3 separate regions of the Homo sapiens genome follow, and all the other regions are linked to region 3. Evidence: chromatin contacts called from ENCODE Hi-C or POLR2A ChIA-PET data. All regions are on one chromosome and are shown on one strand. The core of a region is the stretch at or near the end of the contact, and the rest is flanking DNA. Distances in the headings are between cores, read along the strand shown. Region 1 has its middle 58 kb from the start of LINC02649. Region 2 holds the start of NET1 (neuroepithelial cell transforming 1). Region 3 has its middle 13 kb from the start of TRV-TAC3-1.

The links. Hi-C counts contacts between places; a loop is a spot of excess contacts on that map. ChIA-PET counts read pairs that join two places held with the same protein, here RNA polymerase II (POLR2A). Pooled maps may share reads with other maps.
Region 1: a loop to region 3 is called in a pooled map, with 4 times the contacts of the local background. The contact joins two enhancer-like sites. A Hi-C loop is called at or near these places in 1 of 37 single-sample maps with no recorded cell type and 2 of 50 pooled maps. POLR2A ChIA-PET finds 5 or more read pairs at or near these places in 1 of 52 experiments (Panc1).
Region 2: a loop to region 3 is called in a pooled map, with 2.8 times the contacts of the local background. The contact joins the promoter of NET1 here to the enhancer-like site in region 3. A Hi-C loop is called at or near these places in 1 of 50 pooled maps. POLR2A ChIA-PET finds 5 or more read pairs at or near these places in 3 of 52 experiments (GM12878, activated T-cell and activated naive CD4-positive, alpha-beta T cell).

Annotation. Positions count from the first base shown.
Region 1 is chr10:6,265,894-6,270,300 of GRCh38, reverse strand. It overlaps a transcript of PFKFB3 not described here. Among named protein-coding and RNA genes, the nearest start is that of LINC02649, 58 kb to the left of the region's middle. Within about 2 kb of position 2,885, at least 9 of the 41 ENCODE cell types and tissues checked have a DNase peak (open chromatin) inside an H3K27ac peak, as active enhancers do.
Region 2 is chr10:5,410,198-5,414,589 of GRCh38, reverse strand. NET1 (neuroepithelial cell transforming 1) reads right to left here and starts at 2,033. Exons shown (of 12, transcript NM_001047160.3): 1 at 1,770-2,033. The coding sequence starts at 1,897. RefSeq lists a silencer at 1,692-2,121.
Region 3 is chr10:5,838,559-5,842,752 of GRCh38, reverse strand. No RefSeq gene overlaps it. Among named protein-coding and RNA genes, the nearest start is that of TRV-TAC3-1, 13 kb to the left of the region's middle. RefSeq lists enhancers at 1,710-1,759, 2,040-2,219, 2,430-2,729. Within about 2 kb of position 2,337, at least 9 of the 41 ENCODE cell types and tissues checked have a DNase peak (open chromatin) inside an H3K27ac peak, as active enhancers do; they include GM12878, where a contact is called at or near this core.

The DNA of each region.
Region 1 (4,407 bases), core at 1,636-4,135, 430 kb before region 3:
CATCATTATCTCCGTGAGAGATTTGTGGAGAGGGAAAGCAACTGGTTCCGGGTCGTAGCTCACCAGAAAGTAGAGCACAGAATTCTTGTCCCATGTTCCTGAGTCTTAAACACCCATATTCTTTTGTTGTTGTCGTTGTTGTTGTTTTGTTTTGTTTGTTTGTTTTTGAGACGGAGTTTTTGCTCTTGTTGCCCAGGCTGGAGTACAATGGCGCGATCTCGGCTCACTGCAACCTCCGCCTCCCGGGTTCAAGCAATTCTCCTGCCTCAGCCTCCCAAGTGGCTGGGACTACACGTGCACACCACCACACCCAGCTAATTTTTGTATTTTTAGTAGAGAGGGGGGTCTCACCATGTTGGCCAGGCTGGTCTCAAACTCCTGATCTCAGGTGAGCCACCTGCCTCAGCCTCCCAAAGTGCTGCGATTACAAGCGTGAGCCACCACACCTGGCACCATTTTCAAAATAAATAGATAAAACTGTGTCAGATAGAGTCACATCATATGGCCCTCTTCATTTATGCATTCTGACATGCTGACTTCTGAAGTTGTCCAGGTACAAAATAACTCAGTCAGTGACCAGAAATATGAGCCATTTAATGTCTACCCCTGGGAAGAGTTAAGTCTTACTGCCTCCTCTCTCCACACACTAAACCAATTTCTCTTCCCATTTCTCCACCCTAAGTCACTTCCACTTTCCTAACTGCAACGTCTTACCTATGGCAAAGCCTATATTCACTGCATTTTCCCCATGGCCTCATCACACAGATAACAGACCCCGGAATCTGGAAAAGGGAAAAAAATATATGTATGTGTTGCTCCTTAAGACAAGACCAAATCATCCTATCCAGGTGCAGTGGTGCATACCTGTAGTCCCAGCTGCTCAGGAAGCTGAGACAAGAGGATTTATTGGGCCCAGGAGTTCAAGACCAGCCTGGGCAACCATCTCTGAAAATAAATAAGTACATAAATCATCCTAGATCACTGAGTCTATAATTCAGTCTTAAATTTGTTTAGGAAAAGTTATTTATGTTCTTGGTATCTCAGTATCTTTATCTAACAGCTGAAAAAAAAAAAACGTAAAAATAATCTGCTTGGGCATATAGGGAAGTAAAAATATACTGAAGAATCGCCATTCAGGGAAGATGAAGACCCAGGGAGGGGAGCCCATGTTGACAACTACTGTTTTAAAAAGCAATTGTCATTTCTACATACTAGCAGTAAATAATTAAAAAATGAATTTTTAAAAATCTTTAACTTTTTTTTTTTTTTTTTTTTTTGAGACAGGATCTCACTCTTGTCTCCCAGGCTGGAGTGCAGTGGTACGATCTCAGCTTACTGCAGCCTCAACTTCCTGGGCTCAGGTGATCCTCCCACCTCAGCCTCCCAAATAGCTGGGACTACAGTCATGCACCACCATGCCCAGCTAGTTTTTTGTATTTTTAGTAAAAACAGGGTTTTGCCAAGTTGCCTAGGCTGGTCTCGAACTCCTGGGCTCAAGCAATTGGCCTGTCTCAGCCTCTCAAAGTGCTGGGATTATAGGCATGAGCCACATCACCCAGCCTCTTTAACCTCTTTATGTTTGAAATTTGTGAATGTATGATCCAGTACAAAAAAAAAAGTTAACTAGTCTTTTTTATTAAATATATTTATATAATTTCTATTTATTTATTTATTTGGAGACGGAGTATCATTCTGTCACCCAGGCTGGAGTGCAGTGGCACAATCTTGGCTCACTGCAACCTCCACCTCCTGCGTTCGAGTGATTCTCCTGCCTCAGCCTCCTGAGTAGCTGGGATTACAGGTGCACGCAAACATCCCTGGCTAATTTTTGTATTTTTAGTAGAGATGGGGTTTCTCCATGTTGGCCAAGCTGGTCTCAAACTCCTGACCTCAAGTGCTGGGATTACAGGCATGAGCCACCGTGCCTAGCCTTATATAATTTTTATAATAGTATAGAAAAGCACCCCCAAAAAGGTTCCTAGCATGAGGCATAATAGCAGCCACTTGAATTAAAAACCCTCTACGCAATCTCCAAAAAGAAGTTTATCAAGAAGTACAAATAAGACACACATGCTTTCAGCATTACTGGGATACAGAGTAACTTCAAATGATGCCAAGAATTCCACACCTAATCTCAACATAACCACCTTAGGGGCTCTGCCTGTGGCTTCCAGACCATGGAAGTGGCGTGGGGGAGGGGAGACAGGAAAATCCTTGAAAAGCAGCGGACATGAGAACTGCTCCGTCGCACAGGGCCCCATGCTCAGGACACTACACATGGTTTAACACTGTCATTGCCAGCTTGAAATTCTTAGTAATTTGATTTTTTTTTTTTTTTTTTTTTTTGAGATAGGGTCTCGCTCTGTCACCCAGGCTGGAGTGCAGTGGCACCATCTCGGCTCACTGCAACCTCTGCCTCCCGGGTTCAAGCGATTCTCCTGCTTCAGCCTCCCGAGTAGCTGGGACTACAGGCGCCCGCCACCATGCCTGGCTAATTTTTGTATTTTTAGTAGAGACGGGGTTTCACCATGTTGGCCAGGCTGGTCTCGAACTCCTGACTTCAGGTGATCCGCCCGCCTCGGCCTCCCAAAATGCTGAGATTACAGGCATGAGCCACTGCACCCGGCCAGTAATTTGATCTTTGAACTGATGTTTGAGAAGTGAAGCTTGCTGCCTTGATGGCTGGGAATTCAGCAAGTGAGTAGAAGGGGCTGAAAGGAAGCGTGCTATGTCTACAAGTGAGTAAGTAAGAACGCCAACAGCCCCGAGACACCGCACTTTCTGTTTGACCCAGAACTTGCCCTGACTGCAGAAAGAAGGCAATGACGTTCTAAGAAACTCTAACCACTAAGGAGCCTCATCCTGACCTCCTACTTCCCTGTATTAGCCAAGTACACATGCTGAAGTGAGGAAAGGGAAAGCCAGTGAAACCCACAGTTCCTTCTCCTTTCAGACCTTCCTCACTCATTAGTACGTACGTCCAGGGTAGCCAGCAATGGCAGAACATGAGCGTTATCAAGCGGTGAATAAAAGCAGTGAGTTTGTTTTGTACAATATCTCCATTGTTCTCATAAGAACAAGATACATATGCCTATACAAGCTGGGAAATACCAGTTGTGTGATTGTGGTGAACCCACTTATGAGTTAAATGCGCTTATGTTTGCATGTAAAATTGTCACTGCACAATATAAGGACGAACTGTAGAACTCATGCTAATAACTTGTTTCTTTATTTTGAATAACATTAAATAGCAAATTTTAAAAAACAACATGACAAGAGAAAAAAGGTGAAAGATTTATAATTTAGCACCTCTAAATTCTGCTTTTTTCTTTCACATAGTCCCCAAATTCCGCAGACAATCTTGCGTTACGCTGTCAATGCTGTGAGCCAGCATTCTCCCTGTGAGCATAATGGAGGCAAGGCCTGCTTCGCACGCATGAGACCAAGGCCATCATGCGGGGCCCCAGGTTTGGCAGGGACCCCTTGCCCTTTATTTGGGTTAATGCTCTGCTGTTGCTGTTTTGAAATACTGAATAAATTTTGAAAACGGAGTCCTACATTTTACTTGGACTCTGCAAAATATGTGGACAGTCCTGGGTGAAAGAAGAACATTTGCATTGAATTAGAATTGGAGATCTCAATATGAATGTATATTTCCAATAATACAACCATATATAGATATAGATACACACACATACATATTATAGTTATTGTATGGTTTTATTTACGCATATGTGAACACACACACATATTTATCCCAACTCTGGCCACTGAAACACCCTAGAAGCAATGACACCCACTGGCAATAACACAACTACAACCAGATCTAGGACCGAGGGCTTGTTAGAGACATCGACAGTCTTAGAGCTGAGACAGGGAAGGCACAAGATGAGCCTGGAGTATTGTACAGGCCTAGAAATCAACGACGTCCTCAAAGCAGAAGAGGAGAGCATGCCGAAGGATACAGGAGCCAGCCTGAAGATGCTCCTATGACCCAAATCTGGGACAATTTGAGTGTCAAAATAAATAAGGACACTATGGATTATAACTCATTAAATATAATAGGAATCAATGAATCCATAAAATAAACAGTCTCAAGCTCAGTGGCTCATGCCTGTAATCCCAACAATTTGAGAGGCCGAGGCAGAAGGATCACTTGAGCCCAAGAGTTTGAGACCAGCCTGGGCAACATAGTAAGGCCTTGTCTCTACAAAAAAATTTAAAATAACCAGGCGTGGGGCACAAGCCTATAGACCTAGCTACTCAGGAGGCTAAGGCAGGAGGATTCCTTGAGCGCAGGAGGTCAAGGCTGCAGTGAGCTATGATCATGCCACTGCACTCCCACCTACGTAACAGAACTAGACCCAGTCTCTAAAAAATGATAATAATAAATAGAAAAACAAAAAA
Region 2 (4,392 bases), core at 784-3,283, 430 kb after region 3:
CCATTGCCAGCTATCAGATTCGAACAATCATTTTTTCATTTAGACTACTGCAGACTGATTTCCTACCAATCCATCAGCTAAACTTGGAAATTTTAATTTGGTATACACAGCTGGGTCCACAAATCTCCTGAAATGTTTATGTATATGTGCACATTTTTGGGGAATAGTTTTCATAAAATATGAAGAGTGAGATGACTCCAAAATGTTGCTTATTTTTCTCATGGAAGGCAAACTGATCTTTTAAAATGCAAATATGTCATGCCATTGGCTCATTTAAAGTCTTTCAGTATTTCCCCATTACCATGAAGATAAAACCCAAACTCTGTCAAGGCATACAAGGTCTCTTCATGATGTGGCGCTTACCTCTTTAGCATCATCTCTCATGACTACCTCCTCCTTCTCCCCATATTGGTTTCCTCTCCTCTATACAAATATCACTGTTAATATAGTAATAAAATAGAATATATACCCAGAACTCATCAGACTCATTTGCTTCAGGGCCTTTCTACATGCTTCTCTGCCTGAAATCATCCATTTACATCTGCTCTCTAAACTGGTCCTTAAAGACTCAGGGATTACAATAGGAAATCATTTCCTATTCTCTCCAGTCAGGATTAAGTGTTCCTTTTAATCTACGGCATTCTGTGTATATCACTATAATAACTTTTATCACATATTATAATAATTATTAACCTACTTATCTTTCTTCCCCACTAGATTATAAATCTTAAATAGTAACAAGAGTATTTTTCCATTTCCATATTCCTAGTGTTGGCACTCACATTATTTTCTGAACAAATCGCACATTCTCTTCTCAACCTGTTGCAAAACACTCTAAGTTCGATATTGTAACCATTCTTGGAAACCATCTAAGATCAATACTCTCTTCTCATTACCAAATTTAATTTTCATTCCTCATCTAGCTTAATCCTCATCTTATTTTACTTAATCCTCATTTTATTTGACCTATCAATAACATCTGACATAGCTCGCCACGTCCTCTTCTTGAAATTCTTTCTTCATTTGGCCTCCTGGATACTGTTCTCACTTGGTTCCCTTCCTCCTAATTCACTAGCTATCCCCTGAGCTTCGCTTTGTGAAATTTCACTGAGCCAAACACGAGTCATACACTCTCATTTCAATGTATACTTCCACAAAAAGTAAAAAGAAAAAACACGAAAATGGTTGTGATGAACTCTCTAATAGGCATCTCATAACATATCCCGAAGTCAACTTATCCCTTAGTCTTTTCTTTCTCAGGACATGGAAGCCCATTCTCGTGGTGCTCACCATGACAGTTTCGGTCTGAGCAAAGGCATTTGGGAACGCCAGCCTACAGCCAGTTGGGTGTGCAGAACAAAACCATTGTGGTTTTTCCTAAGTCTCCCCTGAGAAACAGTCAGGAGGCGAGGAGACTCAATAAACCCGCCCCTTTGCCACAGGCAGGGAAAATCGCAGTTTGGGGTCTCAGGACCGACCTCGGTCCAAGGCCAGGCACACTGTCACTCCAGCCTGTGCCACCCTCACTTCCAGCGGCCCCCGTCCCCCCCCCCAACCCCGCGGTCACCTCCCCCACCCCCCACTCACCTCCCAGCGGCCCTCGCCTCCCCCTGGCCCTCACCAACACCCCCACTCGCCGCCCCCCACATCCAACTCCCGGCCAGCCCTCCCCTCCCCCCGGCCCTTGCCTCTCCAACACTCACCTCCCGTTCGGCCCTCCGCTCCCCTACACTCACCTCCCGTTCGGCCCTCCCCTCCCCCACACTCACCTCCCGTCCAGCTCCGACCCGGAGGTGTCGGCCGAAGGCCCCGTCGCTCCCTCCGTGCTGAGCCCAGAGGCCCGGCGGCTTCGCCTCCGCGGTCGAGGCTGCTTCTGAGCCGCCAGCTCGGGCTCCATGGCACGGAGGAGGGGGTGGGGCGGTGGCCGGGTGCCCGGGAGACCGGCAGGGACGGGCACGATGCCCGCCAGCCTCTGCCAGGCAGAAAGCGCCTGTCAGCGGACTGCAGCCGCCACCGCCGTCATCCGGGGATTTGAAAATGGCGGCTGAGCAGCGATCAGCCAATCAGTGAGCGCGCAGCGGTTCCTAGGAGACGTGGAGTCCCGCCCCTCCACCGCTCCCGGGATCTACTTGCCTAGGAAAGAACCTAGGAAAATTTGCCCTTAACTCCTGAGCGCATCCCTGAGTCCCTAAGGCCCGGTACCTCCTTCATTGTTCATTAGGACTTTCACTACAGGCCAAGGCAAATGGACTGGAAGCATTTTAATTCACCAGATCTTTCTTAGCATTTGAGGAGAAGAGAGGTCCAAACTAATGACCTGTAAACAAGGCATGTTTATTGGCCATATTCACACTGAATTATTGTGCACGTGGCCAATATGAGATATATTTCCAATTACCAAAGGTTATGCAAGTGTGTTCCCGGGACTGTCTCTAGGGAACCAGCAAAATCTAATTATGAGCCCTTATGTCTTCCAATAAGCATGACACAGTCTCTCCCTAGCAAAACAGAATGAAGTGACTTCATCCTTTGCTTGTAAAAGTCAGCAAAAGACATAATATAAAATAAAAGACCGCTTCAAGTAAAAAAAAAATTGTTAAACAAATTACACTTTCTTTGATTTTAAATATTGCTTTATATGTGTCAAAGTCTTTAAAAATAGCTTCTCCTGACCGGGCGCTGTGGCTCACGCCTGTAATCCCAGCACTTTGGGAGGCTGAGGCAGGCGGATCACGAGATCAGGAGATCAAGACCATCCTGGCCAACATGGTGAAACCCTGTCGCTACTAAAATACAAAACTTAGCTGGGCAGAGTGGCGCATGCCTGTAATCCCAGCTACTCAGGAGGCTGAGGCAGGAGAATTAGTTGAACCAGAGAGTCGGAGCTTGAATTGAGCCAAGACCGTGCCACTGCACTCCAGCCCAGTGACAGAGCGAGACTCCGTCTCCAAAAAAAAAAAAACAAAAAAACACTTCTCTTTTGCCAGTATATTTCCACTTATGGAAATTTATCCTAAAAAATAAAATTATATAAACATGAAGCTATTAATGACATTGTTTATAATAGAAACATTTAAAACAACCTAAATAAACAATGATTTATAGCTCATCCACTGAGAAGAATATTTTCAGCCAACAAAAATGAAGTGTGAAGTATGTAATAGTATACTGGTAATTTGAAATAAAAACATGAAGTATAGAGGTATATTCAGTATATTCAAAGTTATGAATTACAAGAGATTATACAAAGAAAAAAGATAATGTATTAAAATGTATTAAATGTATTAAAAAGTCAATGTATTAAAATGTCTCTAGGTAGACTTTAGGTATTCAAAATTTTTATTTTTATTTTTTGCATTTAATTTTTTTAAAAATAAGGACATATTGAATTTGCAGTACCTTTATAACATGAGGGAAAAATGTTTTTGTTTTAAAAAGAGTAAGAAATTAGGGAGTAACATTGAGATGTGAAGCCAGCTAGACTTCCTGGGTAGAGTGGGGACTTGGAGAACTTTTCTGTCTGGCAAGAGGATTGTAAAACACACCAATCAGTGCTCTGTAGCTAGCAAGAGGATTGTAAAATGCACCAATCAGTGCTCTGTAAAAAGCACCAATCAGCAGGACCCTAAAAGTAGCCAATCACAGGGAGGATTGAAAAAAGGGCACTCTGATAGGACAAAAATGGAACATGGGAGGGCACATATAAGGGAATAAAACCTGGCCACCCCAGCCAGCAGGGCAACCCACTGGGGTCCCCTTCCACACTGTGGAAGCTTTAGTTCTTTCACTCTTTACAATAAATCTTGCTGCTGCTCACTCTTTAGGTCTGTGCCACCTTTAAGAGCTGTAACACTCACCATGAAGGTCCATGGCTTCATTCTTGAAGTCAGCGAGACCATGAACCCACCGGAAGGAACCAGCTCTGAACATAAGTTGACCTTGGTCAAGAACCACTTCTGTTCTACCTTCCCCATCCCTCCCCAAAAATTAAAGAAGAAAGTACTGCTTTGTAGCAGTTAGAGTGTAAGAATACAGAAATGTTCTTAATATTTGGGGAGTTGGTCTCCACCAAGACAGAGCTTCAGAGGATGCAGATGTTTAGATTATGAACAAAAATAAACCTGTAAGAGCAATTCTTCAAGTCAGGTCCCAAGTAGGTCACAACTACTCTGTGTCCAGAAAACTCACACCCCTTTGGGATTTTCACAATTTACCCGAATTGACCAATCAGGGCTCACCTGATGTAACCGATCAGAACTCATCTGCTTTATCCAATCAGGGTTCAGCTGTATTACCCAATCTGAACTGAGCAAGTCTGAATCTTTCCTTTGCATAAACACATCTGATTGGAAACCTGGACAAGAACTTTTTCTATAGAAGCCAAACCCTCCC
Region 3 (4,194 bases), core at 1,088-3,587:
TTTAGTAGAGACGGGGTTTCACCATGTTAGCCAGGAATGTTGGGCTAATTTTTGTATTTTTAGTAGAGACAGGGGTTTCGCCATGTTGGTCAGGCTGGTCTTGAACTCCTGACCTCGTGATCCGCCCGCCTTGGCCTCCCAAAGTGCTGGGATTACAGGCGTGAGCCACCGCGCCCAGCACCACATTATCTTGTTAATAATGAATTGTAAGCCTCTGGAAGCTTTTCCTCTTTCCTCCCTTTCTTCATTCTTTAATGTTTTTCTCGCTGAAAGAGCACTGAAAAGGATAGCTAAAATATAGTGCCGGAGCTCAAGGATCTCACAGTCTAATGGAGGAGAGAAATACCAGAGAAGGAGCAATTCGTGTCAGGGATGGGGGATCTGGTTGGGCTTCACAAAAGATGAAATAATTTGGGTCTGTGTCCCCACCAAATCTCATGTTGAATTGTAATCCCCAATGTTGGAGGTGGGCCGTGGTGGGAAGTGTTTGGGTCGTGGGGTTGGATCCCTCACAGTAGTGAGTTGTCATGAGATCTGGTTGTTTAAAAATGCGCCCCCCGCCGCCGCTCCCTCTCCCGCCATGTCAGTCGCCTGCTCCCCTTCGCCTTCCGCCATGATTGGAAGCCCCCGGAAGCCTCCCCAGAAGCTGTTGCCGGTGCTATGCGACCTGTACAGCCTGCAGAACCGTGAGCCAATTGAACCTTGTTTTCTATAAATTATGCAGTCTCAGGTATTTCTTCATAGCAATGAGAGAACAGACTAATATAGAAGACAACACCATGAGTTGGAGAAGAGCATTCCAGCTCACGCCATGGCCTCAGGGGCATCCTACTCTTGATTTTCTTTGATGTATACATGAAGGGGATGGTGGCAGAAACACTTTCAATGAATTTGTGCTCTTGGAGTCACCTTTACATCAATTCGAGGGGGAAATGCCGTGATTAAGCCATTCGCTAAGTAAAGCTGTCAAATAGCAGCTTCTGGTGCATGTAGACCAGGCAGTCACATTTGGTGATTTAGGGGCTGTGTGAAGACCCCGCGCCTACCGTTAAACAATCTATCCAAATCACTCCCATCTCTACAAATATACGACAGCTGCCACAGAAATCTCTTGTTTTCGCTCTGGAGGGAGAATGCCTCCAGTAACTGGTTTACTTATAGGGCCAGCTTATTAAACTTACAGTTTACTTATTTATTTTTATTTGTTTGTTTTGGTTTTTGTTTTGTTATTGTTGTTTTTTGAACTTACAGTATAAAAAACAGTAACTCAGACATTTGAATCCTGCCCCACCACTAATCAGCTTCTTGCCTTGGCCAATCCCAACCTGAGTCAGTACCCTTATTCGTACAATGGATTTAGTAACACCTGCTTTATGCAGTAATTACAAAGGTTAAAATAATCCATACCTGTTAAATAACTGGCCAGTGCTTGGCCAAAATAGAATCCCCAAATAGTTTGAATCTGTGTCACGAGACTCTGACAGCACAGGGCACTGATGCACAGAAAGGGTGTCATTGTGTCACTGAAGAGGTGTGATTGATGGGCGGGGTCTGGTGTTTATTTGCAGCACCAGAGAGGGGGCCTCCCACCGAGGAAGGAAATGCCAGAAATAAAGGGGCAATGAGGGGGCGTGAGGGTGAGGACATGACCCGCGTCACCAGGGCAGTCGTGGGCTGAAGCCTTTCTGTATGTCCTCCTGCCCCCCGGTCACCTGCAGCGAGTGAGACCTTCCAGGGCCACATGACATGAACCGTGGGAACAGCACCTTCACTAGGCTGTGCCTGACTTTCGAAGGGGTTTTCAGGAGAGCTTTGGACAAAGCGTGGAGGCACGAATTCTCAAAAAATCCAAATGAGGGCCCCAGAGCCACTGGCCTCCCCACTTTCTGCAGCAGGACCTGGGTGGACACTGGTGCCCACAGACCCCCCAGACAGGACACGAGGTGCCCCGCGAGGTGGAAATACATCTTCTTCCCGCCTCACAGTGCAGCAGAGAAGCACTGACTTTCTAGCTGCTTTAGCCACACACAATGGCACCTCTGTTCCTGTCCAGTGAGCTTGCTGCCTCCAGGGACACTGCCGGGGCCCATCGTGGCCATGCCGGGAACATGCAGTCCTTTGATAATCGCCCTTTATCCCGGCCTCTAAATCAAAGCGGCAAACATGCTGACAACAACTCCAGCAAACGCAACCGATGCTTTCAGGTCTGACCCTGAAACGGAGACCCACCTCCGTGGGGAGAAGCACACGCTTCTCTGGGCTGTAGGCTCGACGGAAACAGGAACTGCGGGCCCTGCACACAGCTGCGCTCGCCGGGGCAGCTCAGACTCACATCCCCAGGGGGATGCGAGTTATCCAGAACGGCGTTCCTGACCCCCAGAGGGGTGAGTCACCCCGGCCCGCCTTTCCACGTGCTGTGTGAAGCCTGTGGACAACTTCAGATGCCTTGTTGTTTTTTTATCGAGGTGAAATTCAAGTAACGTAAAATGAACCATTTAAAGTGAAAAATTCGGGCCGGGTGCAGTGGCTCACACCTGTAATCCCAGCACTTTGGGAGACCGAGGTGGGAGGATCGTTTGAGCCCAGGAGTTCGAGACCAGCCTGGACAACATAGTGAGACCCTGTCCCCGAAAAAAGAAAAACAAAATTAGCCGGGCATGGTAGTGTGCACCTGTGTTCCCAGCTACTCCGGAGGCTGAGGTGGGAGGATGGCTTAAGCCTGGTGGGGGTTGAGGCTGCAATGAGCTATGATTGTCCCACTGCACTCCCAGCCTGGGTGACAGAGAGAGGCCCTGTCTCAAAAAAAAACTAAAATAAATAAATAAATAAAAGGAATAATTCAGTGGCATTTAAAACATTCACTGTTCTGCAGGCACCACCGCTATCTAGCTCCAAAGTGTTCTCCTCACCCCAAATACAACCCCGCACCCATGTGCAGTCACTCTTCATTCTCCCCTCCCAGACTGTGACGGCAACGTGCCAGGGACTGTGCTCAGGGCAGAAGCACAGTGGTCAACACAGCGGTTGCAGTCCCTGCCAACATGGGGTCCAGTCTAACGTGACATCCAGATACAAAACAACTGGAAATGGCACGTGTTACAGGAGCCTATGACAGAAGTGCTAAGCAGGGGCCGGGCGCCGTGGCTCACGCCTGTAATCCCAACACTTTAGGAGGCCGAGGAGGGTCAGGGGTTCAAGACCAGCCTGGCCAACATGGTGAAACTCAGTCGGTACTAAAAATACAAAAATTAGCCAGGCGTGGTGGTGCACGCCTTTAATCCCAGCTACTCAGGAGGCTGAGGCAGGAGAATCACTTGAACCCAGGAGGCAGAGGTTGCAGTGAGCCGAGATTGTGCCACTGCACTCCAGCTTGGGTGACAAAGCGAGACTCCGTCTCAAAAAGAAAAAAAAAAACACTGCTGAGCGGGTCCAAGCTCAGAGTTCCCATACGATGCCCTGCTGAGGTGGGCTTGACGGTCATCCCCATTCTCCAGATGAACAAACTGGAATCTTGAGAGGTTAAATGCCCTGCTCAAGGTTAGACCACCAATAAATGGCAAAGTTGGGATTCAAACAAAGGTCCCTGTGACATCCACCAAGTTGCTTTCTGTCTCTATGGATTTAATTATCCCGTACATTTCATATCAATGGAATCACACAATATGTGACCTTTTGTGTCTGGCTTCTGTTATTTTAATATTGCAAAGGTTCATCCATGATGTAGCATACTTTAATGCTCGATTCCCTTTTTTTCTTTTTTTATCAGAGTCTCGCTCTGTCACCCAGGCTAGAGTGCAGTGGCGCGATCTTGGCTCACTGCAAGCTCCGCCTCCCGGGTTCACGCCATTCTTCTGCCTCAGCCTCCCGAGTAGCTGGGACTACAGGCGCCCGCCACCATGCCCGGCTAATTTTTTGTATTTTTAATAGAGACGGGGTTTCACTCTGTTAGCCAGGATGGCCTTGATCTCTGACCCCGTGATCCGGCCACCTCGGCCTCCCAAAGTGCTGGGATTACAGGTGTGAGCCACCGCGCCCAGCCTCGATTCCCTTTTATAACTGAATCCTATTTCATTGTATGGATGGACACACTTTGTTTCTTCGCTCATCTGCGGATGCACATTTGGCTTGTTTTCCTTTTGGTTTCTGTTGACAGTGTTGCTATGAACATTGGTGCACAGTATCTGTTTGAGTCCC